2 separate regions of the Homo sapiens genome follow, and region 2 is linked to region 1. Evidence: read pairs that join two places in POLR2A ChIA-PET (ENCODE). Cell type or tissue: Caco-2. All regions are shown on one strand. Each heading gives the region's core, and the rest is flanking DNA. Links, peaks and the distances in the headings are about the cores only.

What was found. ChIA-PET counts read pairs that join two places held together with the same protein. Peaks named below come from ENCODE experiments on the same cell type or tissue, not always from the same donor. Only the 100,000 strongest peaks of a DNase experiment are listed, where the experiment ranks them.
Region 2: POLR2A ChIA-PET joins it to region 1 with 5 read pairs; 2 of 35 experiments call an interaction of 5 or more read pairs at or near these places.

What each region holds. Positions count from the first base shown.
Region 1 is chr5:160,053,388-160,056,415 of GRCh38, forward strand. All of the region lies in intron 7 of TTC1 (tetratricopeptide repeat domain 1), which reads left to right. It also overlaps a transcript of PWWP2A not described here. Among named protein-coding and RNA genes, the nearest start is that of TTC1, 46 kb to the left of the region's middle. In Caco-2, for the core only: no CTCF peak of the experiment used is centred there; a DNase peak (open chromatin) is centred at 1,635.
Region 2 is chr5:160,225,845-160,228,872 of GRCh38, forward strand. It overlaps a transcript of FABP6 not described here. Among named protein-coding and RNA genes, the nearest start is that of FABP6, 2.1 kb to the right of the region's middle. In Caco-2, for the core only: no CTCF peak of the experiment used is centred there; no DNase peak of the experiment used is centred there.

The DNA of each region.
Region 1 (3,028 bases), core at 244-2,743:
CATGGCAAAATCCTGTCACTAAAAAAATTAGCCAGGTGTGCTGGTGTGCACCTGTAGTCCCAGCTACTTAGGAGGCTGCTGTGGGAGGATCACTTGAGCCCAGGAGATCGAGACTTCAGTGAGCCACAATGATGCCACTGCACTCAAGCCTGGGTGACAGAGTGAGACCTTGTCTTTAAAAAAAAAGAAAATTATAAAATCAGGTAGTGTGATGCCTATGCCTGTAGCTTTTGTTCTTTTTATTCAGGATCACTTTAGCTTTCAGAGTCTTTTGTGGTTCCATACAAATTTTAGGATTTTTCTATTTCTGTGAAGAATGTCATTGGTGTTTTGACAGGGATTACATTGAATCTGTGGATCACCTTGAGTAGTACAAAATGGGTTTTTATTTAGATGTGTTCAGTATTCTTTAACTTGTTTTTTCTTCCATCTCTGTAATTTCCTTTTCATTAGAAAGAAGAGCTATGTACTCCTTGAGGGAAAAAATCCTGATAGGAATTATTAGTGGGTAGAACAATTATTTGCTTTGCCCTTTCTAGCCCATCATTTATAATCTTTAGAACAAGAGACCCAGGGTGGCCATTAGTCCTAGTGGCACAGTCCTTGCTGATCACAGAAGATGATCGTGATAGCATCAAGACGATCACTTGAGGAAAGTGGTCAGCAGCTGGAGTGGGGGTTGGTTGTTTTTGTTTGTTTGTTTGTTTGTTTGGTCCTTTTCTCTGGGATAATTAGCCTCCCAGCCATAATAACCAAGGAATGTAAGGTTTAAAAGGACTTAAGGGTATGTGTGGTTGATAGTGTGATGAGATGGAAATAGAGACCCTGGACATAGCATCCCAGGAGGCTCAGAGCATTTTTGAGGAGCTAGTCATTGATGCTTTATTTGCTTTCTCTCTAATGGAATGATTTCACAGTTTTCTTAAATAGCTGGGAAAAAAGTTGGCTGGGTACAGTAGCTCATGCCTGTAATCCTAACATTTTGGGAGGCCAAGGTGGGAGGATTGCTTGAGCCCAGCAGTTCGAGACCAGCCTGGGCAACATGGCAAGACCCCCATCTCTGCAAAATCTTTAAAAATTAGCCAGGCGTGGTAGCACAAGACTGTGGTCCCAGCTACTTGGGAGGCTGAGGTGGATTGCCTTAGTCCAGGAGGTCAAGTTTGCAGTGTTACGATGGTACCAGCCTGGGCAACAGAGCCAAGACCCTGTCTCAAAAACAAAAAAAGAAAGAAAAAAGAAAAGAAAAATCTCATGTGAAACCACAATATAGAAAAAAAAAAAGTAGCGTTTTATATAAATTCAAATGTACGGTATAGCATTTATAATCAGAATAATCAGGTTAGTTTGAGGAACATAAAGATTTGAAGTCAGGTTTCATATGGCAGACACGGCCTTTATGAGTATATCTAAGCCTTTATGGGTATATTTCATTGTTTCAATTTTACAGTAGTAAATTTTTGCTCACATAGGTAAATAGGAAAAAAAACATTTAAAAGTAAAACTGACGAGACACTTTCAGCTACCCTGAAGCTCCTCTGCTCAACTGTAAGATACTTAGGACAAACTCCCAGGGTTACTGCTCTGCCCTCAGGAGTCCCTTGAGAAGTGTGGCTGTGTCACCTTATGGGAGGAGTGCCTTCCTGGGGGTTGGTTCTTTGCACATGAGTCATTATTTATGGCAGCCATGCTGGGAGGGCAAGAGGTTTGTACTGGGATGATGATACAGGTCTCCAAACAAGCTTTGATTCCAGATAGAAAAGAATATAGGGTAAAGACATCTGTCATCATTTGCAAGTTATTTTATCCCGTATGCTGGCCCAGCCAAGAAGTCTTTCAAGCAAGTGAAATTGTCAATAAAATCTGTATGTATATATTTTTGGTTCTTCCTTGATCTGTCATCTCAGCTTATTGAACTATAAGGTAGCAGATAGAGTCATCTACTTTCTCCAAAAAGTAACCTAGGCTGCATGGGCTACTTTTCACATTGTCTAACGGGGAAGCCCTACCCAGGCAGCTTTAGCCCTCTAATCACTAGAGATGGGTGTTTACAATTCATTTTTTAATATAAGCTCTCTCATCAAGATTCTAATCACCAGTTGCAAAGCAAGTTAACCTTTTGGAGCTGCATCTCAGATATGGTGCCCAGAACATCAGCACCTGAGAACCTGCCAAAACCATGCCAAAAGGCATGATATCAGGCCCTACCCCAGACCTACTGAATCAGAGATTTAAGATGGAGCTCAGCAATCTAAGTTTTAACCTCTCAAGTGTTTCTGATGCACACTCAACTTTAATGACCCTGATGAGTTGAGAGACGGAGTATAGAGGCAGCTCAGGTGAGGGGTTAGAGGCCAGAGGAGGGCATGGCTAAGAGGGGCGTTCAGCTCTGCTCTGAGAGACACCTCCTGAGCAAAAGCAGCCATGGCACTGAGTTTTATCTTTTCTTCTTTGTGTTGTAGCTGCAGCAGAGAAAAACTAGAAAGCAAATATTTCAGAATGTGTGGTCTTCCAATTCACTAGAGTTCAGATCTCAGCTCTCTATTTGGACAAGTTGCCACTGGAGGAATAGAGTCAGTTACATTACTACTTACTGGGTGTGCAGGGGATAACAAGCTTCCCTTGCCCCAGGTGCTGGGTAGGGACTAGGTCCCAGAACACAAGTATGGCTTGTATTCTGACCATTCCATGCTCTTCCTAACTTAACCAAGAGCTGCCAGGTGCCTATCCCTACCTTGACCTAGAGCAGTTACTTGAAACTTATCTACTTCCCTCAAAGAAACCATAACACAAAGACAGGGCATTGCCCCAGTAATCCACCTTCCTTTCACCAGCACCTGCTGCTGCTCCCTGCCCTGGCCACTCTGGCACACATGTGGGCCTTGTTCATAATCCAACCCAGGTTTTCCACTCATACCTTCACTTTCTAGGAACATATTCCTGGTGTCCTGATTCTTAAAGTCACTCAGTTGTTCACTCCTGGCCACTAGCAATCTGATGAGGGCACATTGTGAGCTGAATTAAGAATACC
Region 2 (3,028 bases), core at 195-2,694, 170 kb after region 1:
GAAGGAGAGAAATAGCAAAAGAGGGAGGAAGAGAGTAGAAAATATAAGGCCGGGCAGGGTGGCTCACACCTGTAATACCCGCATTTTGGGAGGCCGAGGCGAGTGGATCACTTGAGGTCAGGAGTTCGAAACCAGCCTGGCCAACATGGCAAACTCCTGTCTCTATTAAAAACAGAAAAATTAGCCGGGCGTGGTGGTAGGCGCCTATAATCCCAGCTACTTGGGAGGCTGAGGCAGGAGAATGGCTTGAACCTGGGAGGCAGAGGGTGCAGTGAGTCGAGATGTGACACTGCACTCCAGCCTGGGCGATAGAGTGAAACTGTCTCAAATAAATAAATTAATTAATTAATAAAAGCAGTTTGCTTGTATTAGGGTTATGGGATTATAGGGATTTTTTGAAAAAAAGACGTTGAAAGCTATTTTAAGAGTAAATATAGGCCGAGCGCGGTGGCTCACGCCTGTAGTTCCAGCACTTTGGGAGGCCGAGGCGGGCAGATCACGAGGTCAGGAGTTCGAGACCAGCCTCGCCAACATGGAAAACCCCGTCTCTACTAAAGATACAGAAAATTAGCCGGGCATGATGGTGGGCACCTGTAATCCCAGCTACTCAGGAGGCTGAGGCAGGAGAATTGCTTGAACCTGGGAGGCGGAGGTTGCAGTGAGCCGAGATCGCCCCATGAGACTGTCTCAAAAAAAAAAAAAAAGTAAATATAAACTATACACTGGGGCTCTGTGACTTTGGCAAGGTATACTTTGTCAAGGTAACACTTCACTGAACCTCTGTTTGCTCCTAGGTGAAATGGGGGCAATAACAGTACATACTTCATAGAGCTGTTCTGAAGATTAAATAAGATCATTCATGTAAAACACTCAGCTGAGTGCCAAATGCATAATAAAGATCCAATAAATGTGAGCTATTCTTGCCATTGTTATTATTATCAGTCATTGTTGTATCATCATTATTATTATCAGTGAGGGGAAATTCTCACATGCTCTAGGCGGGAGTGTAAACTGCTATAGCTTTTCTGAAAGGCAGTAAAGTAATAGATATACAAATTTTAAATACTACAATCCTTTGTTCCAGGAATTTCATGTCTGGGAATTCATCCTTAGCAAGCAATCTTAGCAAATAATCTGACATGTACAGTGAAAGGTGTGAACAAGAATATTTTTATCACTGTTATTTATAATAGGAAAAGATTGGAAACAACCTAAAAATCCAGCAATAGCTAAGTAAGTTATGAGACATACATATGATAGAATACTCTGGAGCTGTTGAACAGGATATGATATACCCTTTTGTAATGATATAGACATGTGCCCATATCATTACATAAACAGGAGGTAACAGAGCAATATAGTCTCATTTATACCAGAAAATAAATATGTGCATTTAAAAGCCTAAAAGGGCTGGGTGTGGTGGCTCAGGCCTCTAATCTCAGCACTTTGGGAGGCCGAGGTGGGCGGATCATCCAAGTTCAGGAGTTTGAGACCAGCCTGGCCAACACAGTGAAACCTTGTCTCTACTAAAAATTAGCTAAGTGTGGTGGCAAGCACCTGTAGTCCCAGCTACTAGGGAGGCTGAGGCAGGAGAATCGCTTAAACCTGGGAGCGGAGGTTGCCGTGAGCCAAGATTGTACCACTGCACTTTGGCCTCGGCAACGGAGGGAGACTTCACTTCAAAAAAAAAAAAAAAAAAGGCATGGTGGCATGTACTTGTAGTCCCAGCTGTTTGGGAGGCTGATTTGGGAGGATCACTGGAGCCTGGGAGGTTAAGGCTGCAGTGAGCTGAGATCACACACGGCACTCCAGCCTGGGCGACAAAGAGAGACCCTGTCTCAGGAAAAAAGAAAAGGAAAGAAAAAGCCTAGAAGGAGAGGTACCAAACTACTATCACAGGCCACCTCTGACAGGACTCTCACTTGCTCTGAATTATTTGAAATTTTTATATATATAACTTAAAAAAATCCATGACGTGTGTGTGTGTGTGTGTGTGTGTGTGTGTGTCTGTCTGTCTGTCTGTCTGCCTGTTAGACTAAAGTAAGAGTCCTGGCTGGAGTTAGAAATTCCAAGATTGGAGATTAAAGCCTGGTAAAATGTGGCAGAGTTGGTTTTTCATCAGTTCAGAGACCGCTTAGTCCCAGGTCTGGGAGTCAGCAACTGTATTGAATTCAGCTTTAGATGGAAATGAAGGAGATTCATGGAGAGCAAGCCTGGGAAAAGGAAATAGACGTGCAGAGGTTTCCTGAATTAATAATAATAATTGGCCGGGTGTGGTGGCTCACGTCTGTAATCCCAGCACTTTGGGAGGCTGAGGCAGGCGGATCACTTGAGGTTGGGAGTTTGAGACCAGCCTAAGCAACGTGGAGAAACCCCGTCTCTACTAAAAATACAAAATTAGCTGGGTGTGGTGGTGCATGCCTGTAATCCCAGCTACTCTGGAGGCTGAGGCAGGAGAATTGCTTGAACCCGGGAGGCGGAGGTTGCAGTGAGCCGAGATCACACCTTTGCACTCCAGCCTGGGAAACAAGAGTGAAACTCCATCTCAAAAATAAATAAATACATAATAATCACGAGAGCCTTTGCAGAGTGTTTTATACTTTGCACTGTCAATTTTGCCCAATGCAGAGGACATTCTCACAAGATGGGTAGGCCGGAGTGATCACGGAGGAGATAGAGTCCCTGCATGTGAAGTGGTACTGAGAGACACAGCAGGAAATGGAAGTCAAGATTCTGAACCCCTAACCCCTTCCAGCTCTGAAGCTTGAACAAAATAAAACTCATCCAGCATCCAGCCCAGTGCCTGGTGCACAGGCATCTTCAAGGCACCTGGCACCTTCTCCTCCAGGTGCGCTGCCTAGGCCCATGGGTGGCTGCTTTACTCTGGTTGCATTATCTGCACCCTTAGGAGCATCTGTTCTCCTTCAAGTTTGCTTTGCTCCAGCTAAACTCATTGTTTCCTTTCATCATGGCCCTTTCCATCTTCGTCACACTGTTCCCTCGTCCTAGAATATCGTCTCCCTTTGTT